Regions from separate parts of the Homo sapiens genome. Here regions 1 and 3 are each linked to region 2. Evidence: chromatin loops called from intact Hi-C (ENCODE). Cell type or tissue: heart left ventricle. All regions are shown on one strand.

Evidence for each region. Hi-C counts contacts between places; a loop is a spot of excess contacts. Peaks named below come from ENCODE experiments on the same cell type or tissue, not always from the same donor. Only the 100,000 strongest peaks of a DNase experiment are listed, where the experiment ranks them.
Region 1: a loop joins it to region 2, with 2.6 times the contacts of the local background. A loop is called at or near these places in 8 of 110 quality-filtered maps.
Region 3: it touches region 2 in a loop (2.1-fold over the local background); 8 of 110 quality-filtered maps call a loop at or near these places.

What each region holds. Positions count from the first base shown.
Region 1 is chr9:98,904,544-98,912,543 of GRCh38, reverse strand. It overlaps ADIPINT (adipocyte associated pyruvate carboxylase interacting lncRNA), which reads right to left and starts at 1,340. Exons shown (of 2, transcript NR_176918.1): 1 at 1,074-1,340. RefSeq lists silencers at 3,832-4,072, 6,483-6,689. In heart left ventricle, no CTCF peak of the experiment used is centred here; DNase peaks (open chromatin) are centred at 3,843 and 5,593; H3K27ac peaks cover 2,718 bases.
Region 2 is chr9:98,971,054-98,979,053 of GRCh38, reverse strand. The region is part of intron 2 of COL15A1 (collagen type XV alpha 1 chain); the gene reads right to left. Among named protein-coding and RNA genes, the nearest start is that of COL15A1-AS1, 30 kb to the right of the region's middle. RefSeq lists enhancers at 6,846-7,423, 7,424-8,000. In heart left ventricle, CTCF peaks have their summits at 3,763 and 3,963; DNase peaks (open chromatin) are centred at 1,054, 1,553, 3,933, 5,353 and 1 weaker place; H3K4me3 peaks cover 963 bases; H3K27ac peaks cover 8,000 bases.
Region 3 is chr9:98,883,175-98,891,174 of GRCh38, reverse strand. It overlaps the pseudogene NME2P3. Among named protein-coding and RNA genes, the nearest start is that of ADIPINT, 24 kb to the left of the region's middle. In heart left ventricle, no CTCF peak of the experiment used is centred here; no DNase peak of the experiment used is centred here; H3K27ac peaks cover 4,263 bases.

The sequences.
Region 1 (8,000 bases), 67 kb after region 2:
CCTGCAATTAGACCCTTTCCCTCCATCTCCACTGCCAAAGCCTTAGCCCAGATCTTCACCCTCCCTCACTATGGTCACCATCCAGCTCCCTCAGCCTCCCTCTGGTGTTGCCTTCTCCAGCTCTTTCTCTGCAATGCAGCCAGAGGGACTTCTGTAGAACACATCTAGATCTGTTTGCTCCCTTACTCAGAGCCTTACGTGGCTACCCTCAGGAGAAAGTCCAAGCTCCCTGACCAGGTATTCAAGGCCCATCCTGACCCCTCTTTTTTTTTTCTGTCTCTCTTTTGGGGACTGAATTTTGCTCTTGTTACCCAGGATGGAGAGCAATGGCGCAATCTCAGCTCACTGCAACCTCTGCCTCCTGGGTTCAGGCGATTCTTCTGCCTCAGCCTCCTGAGTAGCTAGGATTATAGGTGCCTGCCACCACACCCAGCTAATTTTTGTATTATTAGTAGAAACGGGGTTTCACCATGTTGGCCAGGCTGGTCTCAAACTCCCGATCTCAGGTGATCCACCCACCTCGGCCTCCCAAAGTGCTGGGATTACAGGCTTTAGTCACCATGCCTGGCCCATCCTGACCCCTCTTGCTCCAGTAGGGTTGGACTGGCAGGAGATGAGCTATGGATGGTGAAGCAGTTGGTTCCCAACCAGCCACTGACTCCTTATCAGCGAGGTACACATGCACACAGACCCCCGTACCCACCCAGAGACACACGGGCACAAACACACACACTCAGGTGCACCCTGGGGTATAAACAAGCAAGTCCATTTATGCTGACACACATGCATGTAGACATAGCAGCCAGATTACCAAACCGAAACACAAGATGACCAGTTACATTTGAATTTCAGATGAATAACATGTTTTTAGTATAATTATGTTCCAAATGCTGCATGGATAAATTTATACTAAAAAATAATTTGATGCTCATCTGAAGTTCAGATTAAATTGAGCATCCTGTATTTTATCTAGTGACTCTACAAACAGAGAACAGCTAACACAAGCACCAACCCTACACATACATATTACACAGCTTACACACTTATACATGTTACATACTTATACTACTTACACGGGCAATTCACGTGTGAACGTGCGCCTCACACTGTCGTGTATTCTAGACTAATGGGCATCTCACTGCCCACGACCAAACCGGAACATTGGCCAGCTGCAGAAAGCTCTTCAGGGAAACATTTATTCCGTGAATAAATGCCTAATTAACAGGAATTCCTGGACATCCAGCTCCTAGAATGTTGTGTGCCCAAAGTAATCCCTGCGGAAACTGGGCTTTCACTAAGCACAATGCCCTGAGTGGATGGCAGCAGGGAGAAGGGTCTATGGGGCTGAGCCTCTCATTCCCTCCTGTTCTTTTCACAGATTTCCAGAGCAGAGTTCAGGGCCTATAAACTCCCTTTCCAAATAAGACCTCCTTGTCCCAGCTGGAAGCCTGCCTAGGATCATGAGAAAGTCACAGAATTTAAAGCCAGACAGAAATATGTTCACAAATTCGACTTCCACATATCTGCGCTGTGTCCTTGAGCAAGTCACTTGCCCTCTCTGTAGAATGGAAATGTTCCACTAATAAACCAACTCCTTTGGGTTACAAGTGTTACTAAATAAGATAATGTATGTGGACGACGTTTTTCAGAGTTTTGGATAAAAACTAGCTCCTAGGGTTGTAAGTGACGCACAGAAGAGGAGAATGTGATAAAACTTTGGGACAACTAAAATCAGGCATTAGTGTCAATTAAGTACTGCAAAGTCACATCCTAAGTAAATTAGGTTCTAAACTCAGCACATACAGGGAAAATGCTTATGTCCAAAACACTCTGAAAGCCTTTTAGGATTGTGTACACAGCGTTGTACAATGGCAAACAAGAATACTTACGCACACTGGAAATTCAGGACCTCTGACATAGACCGAAGGGAGAAACAAAAGGAACTTCTTCTATGCAAATGTCTGGGCATATTCTGATTTTAAAATGGCCAGCAAATCCCTAGTGATTAATGGCAAGAGTGGAGAATACTGAAACTTCTTCTTGCCTGCAGGGTTTCCTCTATTATTTTAAAACACTGAGCCTCTATGTAGTCAACATTAATGCTTGTTCCTCAGTTTTTCTGGTTATTTTCCACCTGAGCACACAATAGGATTGTATGTCCCTTCCTTTGGCCTGTGAAATGGGAAGTGGTGTGTTACCACCAGGCAGAAGCATTCTAGTGCTGCTAAGAGATTCTTCATCTTCTCCTCCCCCTGCTGCAGTGACCCACAGCATTCCAGGTGGTGAACCTTGAGTATCTAAGACAGGTCAGTGTGAACGATGACCCCACAAACCTACAATGAATGTGGAGCATGAGTGAGAAGTGAGCCTTTGCTATTTTAAGCCATGCATATTTAAGAGTTGTTTATTACTGAAGCAAAATCCAGCCTATCCTGACTAATACACTTTAACATTTTAGTACATATTAATAGATTTGTTTGTTGTTGTGAAGCTTTTTTTTTTTTTTTTAAAGACAGAGTCTAGCTCTGTCACCCAGGCTGGAGGGCAGTGGCACAATCACAGCTCACTATAGCCTTGACCTCCTAGGCCCAAGTGATCCTCCCACCTCAGCCTCCTGAGTAGCTGGGACCACAGGCATGTGCCACCATGCTCAGCTAATTTTGTTTGTTTGTTTGTTTGTTTGTAGAGAAGGAGGTCTCACTATGTTGCCTAGGTTGGCCTCAAACTCCTGAGCTCAACGGACCCTCCTGCCTCAGCTTCCCAAAGAGCTGGGAGTGAGCCATATCGCCCATCCAGAGGGGAGGAAATCCTAAAATTACCTTGTGATAAATGCTTGAGGTGTTGGATACGCCATTTACCCTGATGTGATTATTAGGCATTGCATGCCTATATCAAAGTTTCTCATTGAACCCATAAATATATATATATACCTGATATACCCATAAAAATTAAAAATTAAAAAATAAAATAACTTGTAAGTTAGATGAGCCTGATGCAACATCACTGTAATTGCATACCCTGCCTAGCCTACTTCCAAACAGAATCTGTGGTAGCTTAGTAAATCAAAATACATACTGGCAAACAGAGTCACTAAAATAACAATAGAGGAGAGAGAGGAATCCATTCAGGGAAGATGGGAGAGGATTGTACTTGGAAGTTTTGCCAAAAGCCAAGAATGACAGGTTGAACCACGGATCAGTGAAAGCATTTAGGAGTAGGCATTAGAAGAAATTCTTGGTACCAAGAGGCTCTGGGCCAGAAGGCTGGGAGGGAGGAAACCAATGTTTATTTTGTGCCTGCTATGTGCCAGATACTGTGCTATATGCATTGAAAATGTAATTTCTTTATTATTCTCATTAAAACTCAGGGAAGTAAAAACAGGCTCAGAGAAGTCAAATAAGTTGTCTGAGGTCACACAGTAGAAGACTAAGGATTCGAATCCACATTGGTCTCAGTCTTACATCAGTGCTCTTATTGGAGCCATCGGGGGCTGAGTCTGGGAGGTTGCACTCCCTACCACTTGTTCCAGACATGGTTGCAATGTAATGTGGCAGCAAGCTAGCATTCTCTTCCCAATAGCTCGGACGTGAAGCCCTGTTGGAGGGGACCATGGTGTCCAGGTCTGCCCCACACAGGGTGGCCCTGCTTACGACTTCCTGTCCTGTACCCACAAGGGTCCCAGTCTCCTTGGGAGTGTCCTGTGAAGAGGAAACCACATTCCAGGCCCAGATGCAGACAGCTGTGTGCTTCCTCCAGCCTGTGGTGACTCATACTGGGACAAGAAAGCCGCTTCTTTGCCTGGATTCCCTGTCCCAAAACCCTAATCTGGGGAAAGCTGCCTTAAGCTCCCTAAACACAAGGCCCTGTCCGGGCGGCTGGCGCTCTCGAGGGTGGGGTGCACCGATGCTGTCCACCGAGAGCAGGGTCCAGAACAAAGAGGAAATTCAGGGCAGGAGATCATTTTTTTCTCCCTGGCGAGGCTCCTGCGGCCATCTGGCTGAGAGGGCTGTTATTCAAACCTCTGGATCGAAGTCTGTTTGTTTTTTAAGAGTTTGCAGCTGATTATTTTCATCAAATTCCCTGCAGCCAACTGCGCTGGCTCCTTTAGCAGGCAAACCTGTGCAGCCAACATGTCCTCTCGGCTGGGTTCACCGCTCCCCTAGCAGGGAACCAGCAGCATCACTCTCTTCTTATCAATAAGGGCCCCTAGGCCAGGGCAGGGCCTTCAGATCTGGATAACTGGGCCAGCCAACCAGTGGTCTAGCTGACATCAGAGACTGGCATAAAGGAGGGACACTTGGGAAATCAGAAAGCTCCTGGTGGCCAGACCAGCTCCAGTGGCCTTTGGTATAATCATTCCAGCTCTGAAAAGGTAGCACCAGTCCTTCCGGGGTATCTTCACTGTGCAGAAAAGCGGTGAAGAAGCCGGGCATGGTGATTCACGCCTGTAATCCCAGCACTTTGGGAGGCTGAGGCGGGCAGATCACGAGGTCAGGAGATCGAGACCATCCTGGCTAACACGATGAAACCCCACCTCTACTAAAAATACAACAAATTAGCCAGACGTGGTGGTGGACACCCGTAGTCCCAGCTACTCTGGAGGCTGAGGTAGGAGAATCACTTGAACCCGGGAGGTGGAGGTTTCGGTGAGCTGAGACAGCACCACTGCGCTCCAGCCTGGGCAACAGAGCGAGACTCCGTCTCAAAAAAAAAAAAGAAAAAAGAAAAAAGAAAAAAAAAAAGAAAAAAAAAGAAAAGCAGTGAAGATCTCAGAGATCTGTAGAGAGGATTGAGCTGGAGTTCAAATCCAAACTCCAACACTTTTGTTAAATGGCAACTGAGTCTTCATTTATTCCTTTGGAGATTGGGAATAGTAACACCTTATCTCCCCGCACTGCCGTGTGTATGTATGTAAATATATACACATAGAATAATACATATGAAAGGCCTAAGACCATGCCTCCACGTAGCACGTTCTCAATAAATATTATTAGTTTCCCCTTTTCATTTCTTCAAGCATATGACAACTTGGTCTTTCACTCCCCTGGTGTGGAGGACAGGTGAGCAGCTGGTGCTCCTTGCCATAGCAAAAAAAGTGTGCAGAGACTGGGAACTTTCCTTCAAGAGGCAATGAGAATGAGCCATCTTCAAAGTAATTGCACAGACCATGAACCGATAACTTTTTTACCCAGAAAGTAAAATCCAACTTGTTTGGTAAGATATGAGCTGAGTTACTCAATATGATTTCTGGACATCGGCCTGTCTTTGGGGTCAGAGTGATGGACTAGGGCTATTCGGAGGGAACGGAAATGATGGTTGTTCTGCACAAAGCAAGAGAGGTCCCCTGTACCATAGCAATCACAAAAAGCTCTATATGAAAGGCTCCCTCCTTTATCTGAGAATCTAGGTTAGGGCAATTTCTAAACCAAACTTTTTTTTTTTCTTTGTACTTTAACTACTCAGCTCTTCTGCCTTTTGGAAATGAGAAAAATGCGGCTTCTTAAAATATCTTGCCTGCCTCCCCACTCCCAGCCTCCTGCCCCGACAGCTGAGACGGCCCCAGATCCTTGGCCCTTTGCCAGGGTGTTCAGAGGGCTCAGCCCCCATGGGCCCGGCAGCTGGGCCTCCAAGGGGAAGGACTTTTGACTCATTCCTGATACCAATCCTGGCCTTGCAGCCTGTTTCTTCCAAGATCATTGTAAGTTCCTGAACCCTAACTCCAAAGACTTGAGTCCTGATCCCAAACCTCAGGCCAGTGGCTATAGCCTGGGCTCCCAGACTTCCCCAAAATCTGTCTGCTGGTCAAGACCCTCCCACAATGCCCATTCCCCAGCTCCTGGCCACCACCCTACTTGCTGCAAGCCCCTCTCTGAGTCAGCAAATGCCACTGCTCCAAGCCCAGCACCAGACTTGGTACACATTGTTGTGTCCTTGAATTAGACCAGGCCAGGCCAGTTCACTTGCAGAATCGTTTCACTGCCTAAGGATACTGTGCCACAGGGAAGGTCACTACCCTGAGGAACTCATCGCACATGGGACAAGAGAGTTCTGTGAATGAACAAATGAATGAATGAATGAATGAATGAATGAATGACAATATAATGCAAATTGTAGTTGAGACTCACAGAACGTGAAAAGGTTGGCCCAGAGGAAAAATAATCCACTCCACCCCAGCGGGTGAGTAGGGAGCCAGGGAAGGCTTTGAGGATAAAAGTCTAACTTGGAGTTCAAAGGTGGAACAGGGAGACCAGAGGGGACAGTCTAGTTGTCGTTGATTCAATGGTCACTTTTATCTTTACTATAATTTATCCCTTTTGTGGATAATGTGCACTTCAGATTCACTTAATTCTAGCTCTTAACTAAAAATTCTGGGTAGGATCTTGTCCTAAGTTTAAAAGTCTGGATTTCTCTCAAGTAGAATTGTTAGTAAAAGGAGCCCTAGATGTGGAGTCAGAAACACTTGGTCGAAGCCTTGGGTCTGTCAGATCTTTAGGAGAAACTCCTTGATCTCTCTGAGCTTCGGTTTCCTCATCAGAAAAGTGGAGGAAACAATTCTGTCCAGCTCACCTCAGAGGGCAGTTGTATGTTTCAGATGAAATAACATACGTGAACCTGCTTCATGGATACGAGACTCCTCTGGCCCCACGAGAGTTTATTAAAGCAGCAAGACCCGCCATGGGCTGCTCTAACAGCTTATCAAAAAATCACGGTAGCTACAAGAAAAAATCTAAAGCTTCATTTTCCCCCATTTTGCATGCCTATAATTCCTGGGCTTGTTGGTCAATATATGCCTTACAAATGAGCTCTTACCAGGCCTGGCATTTTGTATCTATTTTCTCCTGAAACTATTTTTCAGTAGAGAAATTCTACCTGTGCAACAAAGATGCAGGCTCAAGGTCACTCAGAATGAACTTCTGTGTGTACCAGATGGGTGGTTTTGACACAGCAAGGTGTGTGAGGAAGAAAAGAAGAAAAGAAGGAAGGGAAGAAGGGAGGGAGGGTGCAGCGAAGGAGGGAGGGAGGGCACTCCATTTGAGGAAAAGGAGACCACCTGCCCCTGAAAACCTTCGTGAAGGGTGCAGATAGGTACACACTGCTAATCTGCTCCTGACCTCTCCAGGAGAGGCCGAGGGAGGGAGAGTTCTGGAGAGGTCACCAGAGGTGGAAGTGGCTTTCAATTGCTTTTCAACTGGCTTCTACGGGAAAACAGGAAGAAAGGAATCAAATCAGGGAGCTCTCAAAGGTTGAGGTTCTCAGAGCTGGTGAGAGCCCGTTGATTTCTGAGGCAGAGGACAACTGTGGGAAGAAATGCCAAACACTGAGACCTCGGCTGATGCAACAGAAGAAGGAACCTTAGGTCTGAGTCCAGAAGTGGGGCTCAGATGTGCCTTGCACATGGCCCAGGACAAGTCACTTCTACCCTCTGGGTCTCGGTTTCCCCTTGTATGCAGCTGGAGAGCTGGATTGTGTGAGCTGTAAGCATCTTTCCAGAGGTGACCTGTGTCATCCATGATGAAGCTGTCAGGTGCAGAAACTCAAGTAATGGAGGAGGCTGGTTCCCTGGAGGCCACGCCCCTCCTCTCTGCCTCTCTGTAGATGAGGATTTCCCATCCTCATCTACACTCACTGGTTGAGTTCCTAACAGAAGAAGCCTGCTCGTAGTCATTGACCCAGCCTTACAGGGTCTGTCCACCAGGCTGTCCTGTTTACTCCTCCCAACAACCCTGTGGGCAAATAATAATAACTATGGGCAGCTGAGTGATGTTCTGTGCCAAGCACTCTTCTGAGCCCTTTCCATTTTTACAATAATTTTACTTAATTCTCACCATAATCACATGACATATAGGTATTGTTGTCCCCATTTTACTGATGTCCCCTTGCCCTGCCACACATGAGCAGATGCACAGAAGGGCTCCTCTACATGCCAGTGACCCCAAGCCTCTGAGCCTGACCTCTACCCTCTATAGCCCCTTTGGCTGGAGGAGCTGAACTTCAGTCCC
Region 2 (8,000 bases):
CCTTAAGTACTAATATGAAACAATCAAGATGTACTATATAAAAACAGACAAAATAAGGTGCAGAAGTGAATTGCTATCAGTTGGAAATGTATGTACTAATACAAATTAAATATACCATATATATTTAAATATATATGGTATATTACAATAGCTCTAGAAGAATACACAAGAAACGGGGCAGTGGTTGTCTCCAGGGAAGGAAGCTGGTGGCTGGGGGCTGGGAGACTTGCTTTTCACTGGATATCTTTTTATACTTTTTTCTATTTTACAGCATATACATGGTATGAAAAGTAAAGACATCTACATATTTTTAAAGAGATTATCTCCTTGCATCCACTTATAGAAATCATAAAACCTATTCTTCTTGCTTTTCCTCACTCAGATACAGCTTATCTTTGTACAGAAAGAAAGAAAAAAAGAAGGAAAAGAAACAAAGAAAACCACACATCCCACTGAGATTTCTTTTCTTTCCTCCACGGTTTAAAGACAAAAACAAAACAAAACCACAAACACCCTACTGAGAGCTCTGCTTTCTTCTTCGCTTATCCAATCCAGTAAAAAGCTTTTCCTCTATTTCCTCTCTCTTTCCTGCTGGGAACAGGAGGGGGAAGCCTCTTTCTGCTCGGAAAATTCCTGGTGCCACAGAGAGTAAAAGCACCAGAGCTTCACATCCTGTGGCTTGTTTCCAAGTGGTGTCTCTGAGGGATCCAGGGCCAGGTTAAGCGTTCAGGCGACACAGGGAGAAGGGCCTGAGAGGCTCCCACTCAGAAAGCTCATTGCTTAAACCAGCCTAGTGCTTCCCATGGCCAGTAGATCCAGGCTTGCATGTGGCAATTCTGGGAATTCTTATGCCTAGGAGTCTGCTTAAAAACAAAAATTCATGAATCTATCCAACATCCTTGTTTTCTAGACAGGGAAATTGATGTTCAGGGAGACTTCCATGGCCAGGAGGCACAGCCAGGAAGCAACAGATGGGGCAGCCAAGCAAGGGTGGACAGAGTCTTGGTACCACGAGTCCCAGAGCTGGTGCCCTCCCACAGCCCCGACCACTCCAGGTCCTGGCCAATGGTTGGTCAGCTGGAGAGGGGGCAAAGGAGGCAGCCTGCAGTGGAGAACATCCTCTTCCTTGGACACAGCTGGGATGAGACCCCTCCTTTGCCCTTTACCAAACACAAAGCCTTTGGGCGATGACTTCCTGGTGATCAGGGGAGGTCCCTGCCCACTTCCCATGTGGGGATTCAATGAGACGACAGATGGGAAATGCAAGGTATAAGCTTAACAAAAACCAAAGTCTGCAAAAAAGATCCCTTCCTAACCCTCCCACCCTCCATCCCCCTAGACCTCAGCCATTCAAGACAGGACACATGGATAGGCGCTGGCCCGCAGGCCTTGTTTCCACAGAGTCCGCCAAGAGGGAGGCCAGCCATGAATGTAGAGCAAGCCCAAGTCAGCCCCAGCAGCCCAGCTCTGCTCTCAGCAACCCCCACCACATCCTTCCACATCCACTGTCCCATGGCATGGCGTGGTAGGGGACGACCCCTGACCTGGAGTGACCCATGCTCACTCGCGGCTGCGCCTGGGCCTGCTGGCTCATTTCCCTTTGGCCTCCAGCAGGAGGGCCACCTGTTTAGGCAGCCACCAGGGAGGGGAGGAGAAGCCAGGGAGCCAAGACAAACAGGCCCAGCAACTGGGTCCATGGGCTTGACCTTGGATGGCTCTGTGCTGGGCAAGAAGGGAGGAGGGTGGAGATCACAGCTGGTGGGAAGACATCCCACCATTTTGGAGGGGACTGGGGACTGGCGTGGAGCATGCTGATGGAACTCTGCAGCCTGAGGATTCTTGGAAGCGGCCCACACTTATCCCCAGATAATAATACTTCTCTCAGAGGACAGTTGTGTGACTTAAATAAAATAATATACCTAAAATGTTTAGCACACTGCTTAGCACACAGAGTGCTTAATAAATGGTAGCTGCCATTTCTTTCCCTATTATTATTACCCTGCTATTTCCCATGCAATTGTCATACTGGAAAACTCAAGGTATCCTGAATGGGTCCTACATTTTACACCCTTGAGCCTTTGTGTATGCTGTTCCCTCCACTTGAGGAACTGCTCCACACATCTCAGGGCCCAACTTCAATGTCATCACCTCCTCCATGAAGTCTTCTTGGATTCCCCCACCAGGTAGTCTGGGCATTCCCGCTCCTGCACTTGGCCCTGACTCTATGTAGCATATATGGCATTATATGACTAAGGTGTTGGACCCTACCATCTTGGAACCTCCTTAAGTGTAGGAACTGGCGTCCACTTCTCCCTGTCTCCCCCACACCCAGGCTCTGTCCCTGAGCAGGTCCTCAGGAAGTGTTTGCTGGCTGAACTAAATCCTAGGCATTCCTGAATTGAAGGTGCCAGGCTCACAGTCTGAGGCCCTGGTGAGAGTCACTGAGGTCGGGCTCCAGTCTGACATCCAACAGTGACCTCACTGCATGCCCATCCATCACCTGAAAGTCCACGTTCCCTCCCATCTCCACGATGCTGGATCCACTGGCCCAGAGAGCCCATCTGGGAGGCATGAATCCATGGGGCAATGAGAGACCCAGGGAGGGGAGGAAGGACTCAGGTTCAAGACTCTGTCTGTGACCTTGGGCCAGCTAGTCCCCCTCCCTGATCTCAGTTTTCCCATCAGAGAGTTAGACCAGATAGACTCTCAGAGCCACATCCACTGTGATTTATTCTATGTATTTTCACTGCCTTCAAACACTTCCTGGGGCTGCATCTGACCGGTCTTATTCTCTCACTTCATTAATGCTTAGAGATAGCTTCATTTCCAATGGGGGTTTTCAACTTACTTTTCCAATTCATGAATTTGATCATATTTCTAAAGCTCCCACATTGTGCCTTGTGTAGTGCTGGAGACATGGAGCTAAGCCTGGAACATGTGTGCTCAAGCAGCTCACTATCTAGGTGACCATTAGTAGTCATCTGCTCCTATTACAAGCTCCAAAGCCTTCAATGGCTCCCCAGTGCCTTCAGCATAAAAGCAAAATTCTACTCGAGACACCCTCTGCTTCATCTCCTCATTCTCCCCCCGTGTCTTTGCCTTCACTCATGCTATTCCTTCTAGTGACATCACTCTTCCCCATCTTCTTACATCTAAATCTTTCCAGTCAGGCTCAGCTGCACCCCAACACACGGGGGCCCCACTCTCACTCTGCAAAAAGGGCCAAAGTCATCCCCCCTCCTCTAAACATCCACAGAGCCAAGGGGATGCTGTGAAGGAACGGACACAGGGAGAGACAACCTGAGCCTCCCTCCCTCAAATCTAGTTCAGACTCCTAAGTGCAGTTTTGGGGTGGCCCCTCCTCAGGGCGCAGAGAGGAGAAATCAGACGGTTTCAGAGACAGAGGAGGCAGAGGAAAATCTGAGCAGTCAGGGCAGGGTGCGACTTTCCTCCCAAGGGTCCAAAGCCAGTTTCCATGGAAACCAGGCAGAATCCCAGCCATGAAGAAACAAACAGAGCAGGGTTCAGGTTTTCCTTCCACACAGATGACAGCGATTTGGCCAGAGATGAAGAACAGGAGCGAACTCTCACCTCTCCTCCTCCTCTCTGCCACAGGCTCAGGGACATCATCTGGCACCTCCCCTACCCCGCTGGGCCTCGGTTTCCCCTTCCGTGCGATGGGCTGGATCAGTCCTTCCATCTGTGGGGTCCTGAAGCAGTGCCCGGGACTAGCCTGAGCTTTGGAGCCTTGCCTCCCTAGAGAACTGTAGCTGGCTTTGCAAAGCTCCCTCTCACAGACGATCATCTGGGACCTGAGCCCAGCGCTAGCGCTAGTTAGCATTTAAAGCCAGAGGAGGCTAAGGAGCGTTCCTCGCTCCAGGTGAAGGAGCGCTGCGGATATGTCCGGACGGAGGCGCGAGGGAGGCTGAGGACGCCCCGGGACCGTGCGCGGCAGCGGCTCCTGGCGGTCTCTACGGGAACTGCGCTTCCACCAACTGCAAGGAAGGCTTTCCACCTGCGCTGTGAACCGGGATCCCAACAACAGACTCAAAGCGAAAGGTCTGTTAAGGGACCCAAGAGAGCAGGTCTGAGGCCATGCAGTGAGTTTGGCCAAGCCAGGCCTAGAACCCATAACGCCTCCTTTCCCTCCTCTGCTGTTTCTCTGCACCGAGTGCTGGGAAAGGCTGAAGGTGCCCCTCCTGGGTTTCTACCATTCCCACACACGCCTCTAAAGACCGACGGCACACTTCAGTCAGCTTAAACGGGGCCACGGTGACTCCTGCAAGCGGGTGGGTGTATTCCCACTGGGGGGCCGGGGCTGAGGGGGTCCAGATGACCCTATACTGCCTGTGGCCTGGGGCTGGACCAGTAGGATGAGGGTATGTAGGGTAAGGTGGGGGGACTGCCCTTGGGACCCCAGAAGGGCTCCTCTCACCTGAGTTTCTTGGCACTCAGTCCCTGGGGAGAAGAGGAGGTGCTCAGTCCCCCTCCTCTGCGCCTGCAGCATGGGGGGCAGACCGTCGGAGAAGCCACGTGTCCCTCCTCCTTGCCCTTTGTCAGCTTGTCCTGCCAGCAAGTTGGGAGGGTGGGGTTCTTGCATCTTCTGGGACGGTTCTTTCCCTTCCCTTTGGACACCCCTACAGAGAGGTGGCCCCCAAGGACCCTGGGTATGTCTAAATCACATCTGGCATGTGACTTCCCTTTCTCCCACCTCCCTGGAGGGACAGGAGTTCAGCAACCGCAGACTGTGTGGGACAGTGCAGCTCACCACCTGGGGAGGAGCTTCCTACAATGCTCACCCATCCAAAGCCACCTGGCTTCCACCTGCTCATCTCCACTCACGGCCACCTGACCATTGCTGCACAATTCGAAGTCTTCGGAAGTCCTTTCTCATGTTGAACTGAGGCAACCGCCCCTGCAACTCCCACCCACCTGGCTGGGCCTAGCTCTCTACCCCTCTGAGACCACACACAAGTCGGCCTCAACTTCTACATCCTGACCTCTCAGATGTTGCATGGGGTGGTGGAAAGGGCCTCAGCCTGCAAGGTGGACTCTGCCACCAACTTGGCATATGACTTTGAGCAGTCCCTTCCCTTCTCTGAGCCTCAGGTTCAATATCTGTCAAACTAGAGCCTTGGACTAAATATTTTCCAAAGGCCCTTGCCAGGTCTGACAGCCTCATCGTCTGCCTCCTCCTTGTCTCCCGCCAGTGTTTCAGTTTTTCTAACCGCCCCTAACTGCCGGTTCTTTCAGTCCACAGCCTTCAGGCCTGGAAGGAATGACTCCAACAGGGGCCGGGACAAACCCAGCCCTCCCCACAGACTTCCTTGTCTTTAGCCAGCAAGGCCTGGCCAGAGGCAAGGAGCACTGTGCTCAGGAAAATGTCACAGCTCTCTGCCTGTGTGGAAACTCAGCCCCACCCAGGCTGGAGTCTCTGGGGGCTCCCGTTTCCACCTGACTCCCTTTCTGAGGAAAATGAACACAACACAATCCACGGTGCCTGAGGGTTTATCTGCACCCAGCAAAGGTGCGAGAGGTTCTTAGAAAAACCTATCACCCGATGCATTTCTTAAAAAAGAACTGTTTCCTTGCCAGGGAAAAAATCCTGGATCAACTTAGAAAGTAGACCTGGCTCGGCCACAATCAAAGACCCTATTTTTCTGAATTACAGAAGAGCATTTTTCTACATGTAAACTTAGAACGCCTCCTTCTCTTTTCCGGTTTTCATATATAGCATAGGAATTTTCCTGTTCAATGAAGTTACTGTATAAGCTCTCCTCCCTCTCTCTCTCTCTCTCCCTCTCTCTCTTTCTCTCTTGCTCTCTTGTTCTCTCGTTCTTGCTTTCTCGAGCCTCTGACCTAAACTGGAGAAGACGATTTGAGGAAGCCTGGAGCTGGGGTCCTGGCTGAAGCTTGGTTTTCCTGGCCAGCAGCTGAAAAGCACTTAGCCCAGCAGGAAGTAATCCTCACCTGTCCAGTATCCTCTTCTGTTTCCAAAGCATCCTCTTACCCGTTCCTTCTGCCAGGAGGCAGGCAACGCAGGGATCATTCTCTCATTTTGCAGAGTAGGGAGTCAAGCCCCAGAGACAGGAAGTCACTCACTCAGAATCCTCGGTGCAGCAGCCAGCACTGAAGATGTGAAGCTGGGCTCTGCCTGTTACAGCCCATTGCCTTTCAAGCTTTCCTTGTGGCTCTCCCAGGCCCAGCTGCATACTTCTGTGTTCCCTCAGTCCCCCTCCATCCTTCCTCCCAGACACCCTCATCTGTCTGCAGTCCAGTGGCCAGTTCACCTTGCTCTCATATGCTTAGACATGGGCCCTGGGCATGGACCATGCCAACTCATCTCTCGGTCCTCAGCACCAGCACAGAGCCTGGCAAAGGGGACTCTGAATGAACAGAATGTCAAGAAACAACAGCATCAGCAGCTAAAATTTTCTGCAGGCTTGCTGCATGCCAAGTGCTGTTCAAAGGGCTTTCCACAAATCAGTCATCCTTACACTTGATTCTTTCTGAGATGGATGATATTATTATCCCCATTTGCAGGTTAGAAAACTGAGGCTTAAATTACTGTTCCAAATCCATGAGGTTAATAAGCAGTTGGAGTCAAGATTCAAATGGGACTAGGTAAGGTAGGCTGGTGTGAAGTTTGCAGCCCTAGCCACATATCAGAGTCACCCCTGGGAGCTTTTAAAAGTCAGAGGTCTGCCCCTCCTGCTTGGGCCTATGGAATCAGAGTCTTTCAGGGTCTTGCCTGCGTCAATCTGATGCCCACTCTCAAGTGACAGCCACGGGTAAGGGCTAACTGCCTGGGCTTTGGCATCAGACAGACCTATGCTTAGTCCTGGGTCTGCCACTCATGGCCTTTCCACAGATCACCTCGCCCCTCTGTAGCCTCCTAATCTATAAAGTGGGGCAGCACTAGGACCTGGCTCACAGAGATATTGTGAGAACGGACAACACAGTGAGAACCCTACTTCGCACAGGGCCTGGTGTGTAGTGAGCATTTGGTAAACACTGGGAGTCCTCGCTCATTGGGTTGGGTGCTGACCAGGGCGGGGCACTCTCAAGCTGTCAGTACAGCACCTCCGTTCAGCCTCACAACCACCTGCTAGCCATGAAAGAATTAGCAACATAATTGATGAACAGGCCCAGCGGATAAGGAACTGAGGAGAGCAGCCCAGAGAGAGAGAGCGTGGGGTGGCTCCCCCATCCTGTGACCCGGCTCTGCTGAGAGCATGGGGTGACTCCCCTATCCTGTGACCCAGCTCTGCTCACCACCGCTCCCTTCACACATGCCCACGTGCATGCGCACACACGCGGACCCCTCAGTCCTGGCAGCAGTTAGCCGCAGTGCAAGAGCATATCCAATCTCAGGAAGAAGCAGTGGTTCCTGCTGTCTTGCTGCAGTGGGGGTCTTTACGTCCCTTCCTTTACCCCCTTCCCTCAACCTCTGTTTCCTGGATCCTGGGCACAAAGCCACCCCAGGGACCATGTGGACTAGGTGGCACAGTGAAGGCCAGCAGGTGCGGGCAGGCGTGAGCACCCATGGGCATCTGGGAAGAGTTTCGTTGTCAGCTCTTCTCGGTGTACGGACTTTCCTTTTCCATTTGGGGAACAAAGACTCTTTGAGTGCATTGAGAGCCTTGAATCCTGAGGATGACATCAACTGAAATGAGTCATCACCCCCACCCGGCAGGCAGCTCTGGAGGGCTCAGCTCAGGGCTCTGGGAGGAAAACACATGGAAAATGGCACGGAGAAAAAGGGGCCTGTCAGGGGCACGTGAGGGGCATGGGATGGGAGCATGCAGTGACCTGCTGGACATGGATGCTCTACAGCCCATGGCTCCTGGAAGCCGTCAGGCCCAGCATTCCAAGGCGACACAGGACTGCTGGCAGGGCCAGTGTAGACACATAGACCAGGGGGTTTCAAGCAGTATTTTCCAGGGCTGGGGATGAGAAAGGGAGGAGGATACAGGAGGCCTTAGCAGAAGTCCTGCCCC
Region 3 (8,000 bases), 88 kb after region 2:
TCTGTTGTTTCAACCATAAGCTGACATCTTTGGTTTTTTTTTTGAGACTGAGTCTCGCTCTGTCACCCAGGCTGGAGTGCAGTGGCACAATCTTGGCTCACTGCAACCTCTGCCTCCCGGGTTCATGCCATTCTCCTGCCTCAGCCTCCCGAGTAGCTGGGACTATAGGCACCCGCCACTACGCCCAGCTAATTTTTTGTATTTTTAATAGAGACGGGATTTCACCGTGTTAGCTAGGATGGTCTTGATCTCCTGACCTCGTGATCCACCCTCCTTGGCCTCCCAAAGTGCTGGGATTACAGGTGTGAGCCACCATGCCCAGCCCGGCTGATTTCTTTTTCAGCACTTACTACTGAGCCATTGCCATGAATGATGCATCAGCCCACCTGACTAGAGAAGTCCCTGCAAATGGTGTGTGGCTTAGAATCCACTGGATTGGTCTCCCCCAGCATCACTCGGCCTGTCTTCACCGCATTCAGCCCCTCCCAGACCATGGCTAAGACAGGCCCTGAGTTCCTGTATTTTGCCAGCCTCGGGAAGAATGGGCAGTCTTTCCAGTGAAAGTAGTGCGGCTTCAGATGTTCTCAGAGGCCCAGAGGAACTTCCTGGCCACGAGGTGGAATCTCTTCTGCTCAAAGCACTTCACGATCTTGCCAGCCAGGCCATGCTGCACACTGTCTGGCTTGATGGTGATGAAGGTGCACTCAGGTTGGCCGTGGTCCAAGAAGCTGGTTGGGCCAGGTGGCACCTGCACTGTGCTGCAGGAGCCTGTAATTTTTAATTGTTCAGAAAAATATAGTCAGCACAAATGAACCTTAAAAGCGTTATGCAAAATGAAAGAAGCCAGACCCAGGAGGCTACGTGTTGTATGATTCCATTTATATGAAAAGTCCAGAATAAGCAAATCCACAGAGACAAAAGTAGTTGCCAAGGGCACAGGGGAGAGGGGAGTAGGAAGTGACTGCTAACATACACAAGAGATAGAGATATATATTTTTGAGACGGAGTCTTGCTCTGTCGCCAAGGCTGGAGTGCAGTGGCGCAATCTCGGCTCACTGCAACCTCTGCCTCCCGGGTTCAACTGATTCTCCTGCCTCAGCCTCCTGAGCAGCTGGGACTACAGGTGTGTACCACCACTCCCAGCTTTCGTGGGTGTGTGCGTGTGTGTGTGTATTTTTAGTAGACGGGGTTTCGCCATATTGGCCAGGCTGGTCTCAAACTCCTGACCTCGTGATCCACCCACCTCGGCCTCCCAAAGTGCTGGGCTTACAGGCGTGTGAGCCACTGCCCCTGGCCTCAATATATCTTTTGGAGTGATGAGACTATTCAGGAATTAGACAGCAGAGATGATTGCAGAACTTTGGGAATATGCTAAAAACCCTTGAATTAGATACTCGAACAGGGCAAATTTTACGGTGTGTGAATTACCTCTCAATTTTTTTCAAAAAAGTATGCGCTGCAAGTCACTTCTGAGAGTGGGTTTCAATTCTTCTCAACTGACCCTGCTGCTGTCTCTATAAAATAGTGAGTCAAAAGAACATTCAGGTTCTTAAAGCACAGTACCTGAGCAAGACCCAAGCAAGGAATCTTTATGTCCTGATGGCCAGGGTGGGCAGGCCAGGAACGCCCTTCCCGCCAATAGGATGCAGGTCCCAGACAGCAGACAGGGTCTCTCCCATTTGCATGAACTGCCCTGTACACTCACCGCCCAGGTTAGGTCTAGCCATGCATCCTCCAAACAACTCAAAAATGTCTGCTTTTAGTTTGCAATTTTGAGCAAATATGTGCTGAATCTCCAGTGGGTGGATTTGATCGTCTGTGGTTTCAGAGCATTTCTGAGCTTTTGGTTCCTAAACTATGAGCTTGACCTCATGAGGACTGGGATCCTCTCCCAGAACTCCCTCCACATCACTTTCCAGCAATTTGTTTCAGTTGGCCTTTCATTTATCTGATATCATAGAAGTGACAGACAGGGCATATCACAGCCGGAAGGAACTTACAGATTGATCAGTCCAACCTCCCCAACTCCAGCCTCCTATGATCCCCATTTAATGGATGAGGTTCAGAGAGAGGAAAGAGCCTCCCTACATCACCCGACAAATAAGTGAGGAAACTAAAATTAAATTTCTGTGTCCCAGTCCCCAAAGCACATGTGGTTTTTACATTCAATTATTTCTGTTGCAATATTGGCCTTAATACTGGCTTCCATTTCCAGTTAAATAATCTCTACACTGTGAACACCAAATGGACTGGCACAAGACCAGCACCAAGGCAAGGGTCTTAACCCTTTCAGGATGCTCCTGACAATATTACAATTGGAAAGCCATGCTCAGGCCAGACCCCTTGGGCCGGCACTTTCTCCAACTTACCTATGATTAAGTAAACTTAGCCTTGTTCACAGCAGCAGATGGAATAAGTAGAAGGAACCCAACTATTTGCAGAGCAAATTCTGTGGTCTCATAGAATATTATGCTGGAAAGGAAGCATCTCTCCTCACTATCAGTGCAGCAATTTATTCTATGATGTGAGATGTGCTTTCATTCATTCATTCAATCAACAAACACTTCCTAAACATCTACAATGTGCCTGGCCCTGTGCTGGACACTGGGACATGGAAATAAGTGAAGCATAAAACTTGCCTTCAAAGAGCTTCCAGCCTATTGGGAGATGTTCCTCTAATGACCAGCCCTGGCTGAGGGGAAGATGAGAGGCAGAGAGTTTATACAAAGCACGATGGAGACACAGGAGAGTCCATGATTCTGGTTTGGGGGTCAGGGAAGGCTTCACGGTGTTGATGACACACCATAAGCCAGATCTTGAATGTTTTCAGTGGCTGAGGAAAAGGGAAAGCTTTTTAGAGAAAAGGAACAACAGCACAGAACATGGAAGTGCATGGCACATTTGGAAAAGAGAGGAGACCAGAGTTTCTGGAACAAGGTGCCTGGAGCTATGCTACCTTGGTCCGTTCCCATTTGCATCTCCATCAGTAAAATACGGGGTTTTTTTGGAATGACGCCAGGGACTGTGCATTATCCCCTTTGGAATTTACAGCATCTGGCACAGTGCCCAGCACCTAGTCAGAGCTCAGCAAATTTTCTCTAAGTGAATGAATTTTCTCTAAGAGTTAACATGTACTAAGCATTGAGTACAGCCGGCCCTCCATATTGCAGGTTCTGCATCTGTGAATTCAACCAACTGTGGATTGAAAATATTATTCAGGGGGAAAAATGGATGGTGTCTTCTGTACTGAACATGTACAGACTCTTTTCCTTGTCATTATTTCCTAAACAATACAGTATAACAACTATTTACATAGCATTTACATTGTGTTTGCTATTATAAGCAATCTAGAGATGATTTAAAGTATCTGGGGGTTGTGCACATGTTCTATGCAAATATTACACCATTTTATACCAGGGACTTAAGCATCCTTAAATTTTGGTATCCTTGGAGGGGCCCTGGAACCAATGCCCCATGGATACTGAGGGACAAAGGTATATAGCGGACATTGTACTGAGTGCTTCACACATATCAAATAATGTAAAGCTCACAAACATCTTATGAATTTGGTATTATTAGTAATATTAATATCCCCCTCTAACAGATGAGATGGCAAAGACAGAGAGGTATAAAATAATTTGTCCAAAATCATACAACTAGGAAGAAGCCAATCTGGTCTTTAAGGCCAGATCTCTGCCGGGCTGCGAATGTACTCCCCTCCGTGTGCTGAATTTCTACCTTCCTACTATTCCGTAAGCTTCCTGGTGGCAGGGACAACATCTGTTTCTAGTCCCTGGAGTTCACTCTCATAAACACTTCTCTGTCACTGTAGTAGAGATGAACAATGGGAGAGGGGCAGCAGGGGGCCAGATGGTGAAGGGTCTTGACCACCAGCCTCAGGATTCTGAACTCAGTCTTAGAGATGACAGAACCTTTAGCATAAGCCACGAAATCTCTCAGGAGGTATGTGCCCAGCATCTTCTCAATCTTAGCACAGAAAGGAGCCTCTCAGTGGACTTTGAAGCTAGGACAGACTTGCTGGGAAGGGGAAAATTGTAACCCAAAGCTCCCTGTGCTCTGCGTCAAGATGGACACAGCCAGATATCAGGGAAGTGGTGAGTAGGGCAAAAGCCCCAATGGGTTAAGGCTTTCTCTGTGTGATAGTCTTAGACATCCGGCTCTTTTCTGCTCTAAATTTGGAACAACTAGATAGCCACTTCCTCCTAATCAAGATAAGCCCAGGGCCGAGGATCCATGCAATTGTGCTAGGTCATTTAATTGCCTTCCTCTTGGAAACCTTGAGCCAGTCATAGGGAAATTCTCTGACCGAGGCGAAGAATAAAGGTCAATGCCTTGTGGCATCCTGATGCCTTTTACAGACCCTGGAGCCACAGGAGAAATCAATTCCAGTCAAAGGAGTTGTGAAACTTTTTTTTTTAAGTGGAGCCAGTATTTTAAGATTTTCCAAGTCATGGAAAAATATACACTAAGAGCATGAAAACAACGCAAAGTGTCTCATGAAATCTAATCCTCATTGTTGTCCAGACAAAGCCAGGCCAATTTAATAAGGAGGTATGTTCTTTAACCTACCATAAAATGATCTATTATGAAGTATTAGTGGGAAAAATACTATTACAAGTTATTCCCATTTTTCCTAGCTGCTCACAATTTTGTTATAAACTATGCTTTCCTTTTCAAAGCTTTTTTTTTTCTGACTACAAAAGCAACACATATTCATTGTGGGCATTTTGGCAAATAAAGGGAACAAGAAATAAGTAAAATCACTGCAACCCACTATTAACAAGTGTGATTTGGGTTTTTTTCCCCCAAAATTAAGATTATACTGTATATAGAGTTTTAAATTGTTTTCACTTAGTATTTATCAATAGCATAATCCTATATGCCCAATATTCTTTGAATATGTTATTTTTATCAATTATATCAGATTTCTCAGTGTGGATGTGCCGTAATTAAGCTAGTCACCATCCTGTGGACACTTAGGTTGATTCCAGTTTTATGAGTGTAAAAATGAATGTGAGGAATGTCCTTATACAAATATCTTTGTTCTAATTTTTAAGAGTTTCCTTAGGAAGTGGAATTACTAAACAATGGGATATGAAAACTTAAGCTTCATGATGTATTGTCAAATTGTCTTACATTCATTCAACAAATTTTAATTGAATGCCCAAGTGCCAGGCATGGTTCTGGGCACTGGAGATCCAGGGGTGAACACAGAGACAAACTCTCTGCCCCAAAGGGCCATATTCAAATGGTGGTACTAACTTATTTTCCTACCAGCTGTGTATCAGAATGCCTGGGTTCTGATCTCCTCACCAGCATGATGACCTTTTAACAACGATAAATCTTGGGCTGGGAGCAGTGACTCACGCCAACAACTCAGGAGGCTGAGGCAGGAGCATTACTTGAAGCCAGGTGATAATGGTTTGGCTCTGTGTCCCCCACCAAATCTCATCTCGACTTGTAATCCTCACGTGTCAGAGGAGGGGCCTGGTGGGAGATGATTGGATCATGGGGGCAGTTTCCCCCATGATGTTCTCATGAGAGTGAGTGAGTTCTCATGAGAAATGATGGTTTTAAAGTGCGTCACCTCCCCCACTTGTTCTCTCTCTGTCTCTCTCTTCTGCCACTATGTAAAATATACCTTGCTTTCCCTTCACCTTCTGCCATGATTGTAAGTTTCCTGAGGCCTCCCTAGCCATGCAGAACTGTGAGTCAATTAAAACTCTTCTCTTTATAAATTACTCACCCTCAGGTAGTTATTTACAGCAGTGTGAAAACAGACTAATATGCCAGGAGTCCAAGACCAGCCTGGGAAACATAGGTAGACCCTGTCTCTAAAAAAATAAATAAATAAATAAATAAATAAAAATTACCTGGGCATGGTTGTATACACCTGTAGTCCCAGCTATTGGAAAATAAAGAGAAAGAGAAATAAGTAAAAGGCACTGCAAGCACCATGTCAGATATTGGTTATGAGATGCTTCTGGAGCTCCAGGGAATGTGGCCTCCCTGGTAAGGTGGCTCCCAGAGGAGACAGCTGTGAGCACCAGCAACCGACACTGCCACAGCTGGTGATAGAGAAGTCAGGCAGAGGGGACCCTGGCAGGGCATGTGTATCTTACCACATGTCAGAGGGACTGGAAGGCCAGAGGGGTAGGAGGAGCATGGGGAGGGATGGGGAGGGCAGTTTTGCAGTTAGCAGAGGTGTATGCGGCTTCAGCGTGGAAAATGGATGGGGGAGAGGGTAGAGATAAACCGCAGGGGTCCAGGAAAGATCAAGTAATTTTAGGGTATGGCAAACACACAACCCCTTACTTTGGCAAGTCACCATGACCATTCTTAGCAGATCAGAAGGTCTGAGAAATTCTACAATATGAAAACTCGTCTAACCTTGTTCAAATCCACATTTCCCGGGAAATAACAGAGGAAGAGAAGAACAGAAATGGCATCATGACAGTCTAAAGGATTAACTCCAGGTAAGAGAAAAAGGCCTGGACGCTGCCGGTCCAGACTTGCAGAGAAGCGGGAGTATTGAAAACATATTCAGGAATTAAAAACGACAGGGTTTAATTGAAGACTGGATATGAAACTGGAGCAAGGGAATGTCAAGGACAACTCTGGAGTTTCTAATTTGAGCATCTGCATAGTGACGCGTTATTCTTGGAGAAGGATTGAGTCTGAGGTCAAATGAGAGGTAGAGGGGAGAAAACTCCAGCAAAATGTGGAACAGTGGAAAAAGGCCTGGGCTAAAGACTTGGGTTCTCAATCCAGTGATACCAACAAGTGATTGTACAAGCCTGAGCAGGTCCCTTCCACCCACTGAACTTCGGCTTCCTCACCTGAAAAATGAAGATGATAAGTCATATTCTAACGAGCACACATTGTTGTCATTTTGATCAAATAAAATAATATAAATGAAAGTGTGTCCCAAAGTGTAGAATGCAACCAAAATACAAGAGGATTATTATGATTATTGCTAGCAGTCCTTTGAGGACACTTAATTTATGACTCCCCAAGGAATCAAGTCAGAGCATAACATGAGGTCAACACACCTAGGGACATAAATGTCAGAAGTGGCTTGTTATAAAACTAATTGCTATTTCGTGGATTCACTTATAATGATCCCAGCAACATTTTTCCAGGCAGAACAATTTTTTTTCTCTGTCATCAGGTCTCTCCCTCTTCCCACCCATAATCAATCAGGGCTTTCAACTAGGGTCACCCCTACCCTATCAAAACCTGCTCTCAAGGAATTATCCATTGACTGGCACTAAAGAAAAAGTTCCAATAAAGCTTGAAATGCTTCCTTCCCAGGGTTGCTTGCCACTCTTCAACCAAGGATCAAATCCTCTGCCAAAGGAGAGGATGTCTCATGGGGTATTGGGGACACAAGGATCACATTCAAAGCGGTACTGAAAGGAGGTTGTCTCATGGAGGGTTGGGAGCACGAGGATCACACTCAAAGAGGTGCTGAAAGGAGGGTGTCTCATGGGCAGTTGGGGGCACAAGGAAACACTCAAAGAGGTATTGAAATGAGGGTGTCTCATGGGGTGTTGGGGGCATGAGGAGCACACACTGAAAGAAGTCCTGAGAGTGAAACGAGCCAGTCACACAAGAATAAACATCATATGATTCCACTTACAGGAGGTCTCTAGAGAAGTCAGATTCATAGAGTCAGAAATTAGAATGGTGATTTCCAGGGCCTTGGAGGAAGGAATGGGAAGCTGTTGTTTCATGGGTACAGAGTTTCAGTTTTGCAAGATAAAAAGTTTTCTGGAAAATTCTGGATGGTGGTAATGGTTGCACAACAAACAACATGTGTGTACTTAACACACTGAAGTATACTCTTAAAATAATTAAGATGGTAAATTTTATACATATGTTAGTAGAATTACTCATGATGATGATGATGATGATGATGATAAATAGTATCAAAGAAGTTCAGATTCAGGGTGCTTGTCTTGGTGCTCTAGAAATCA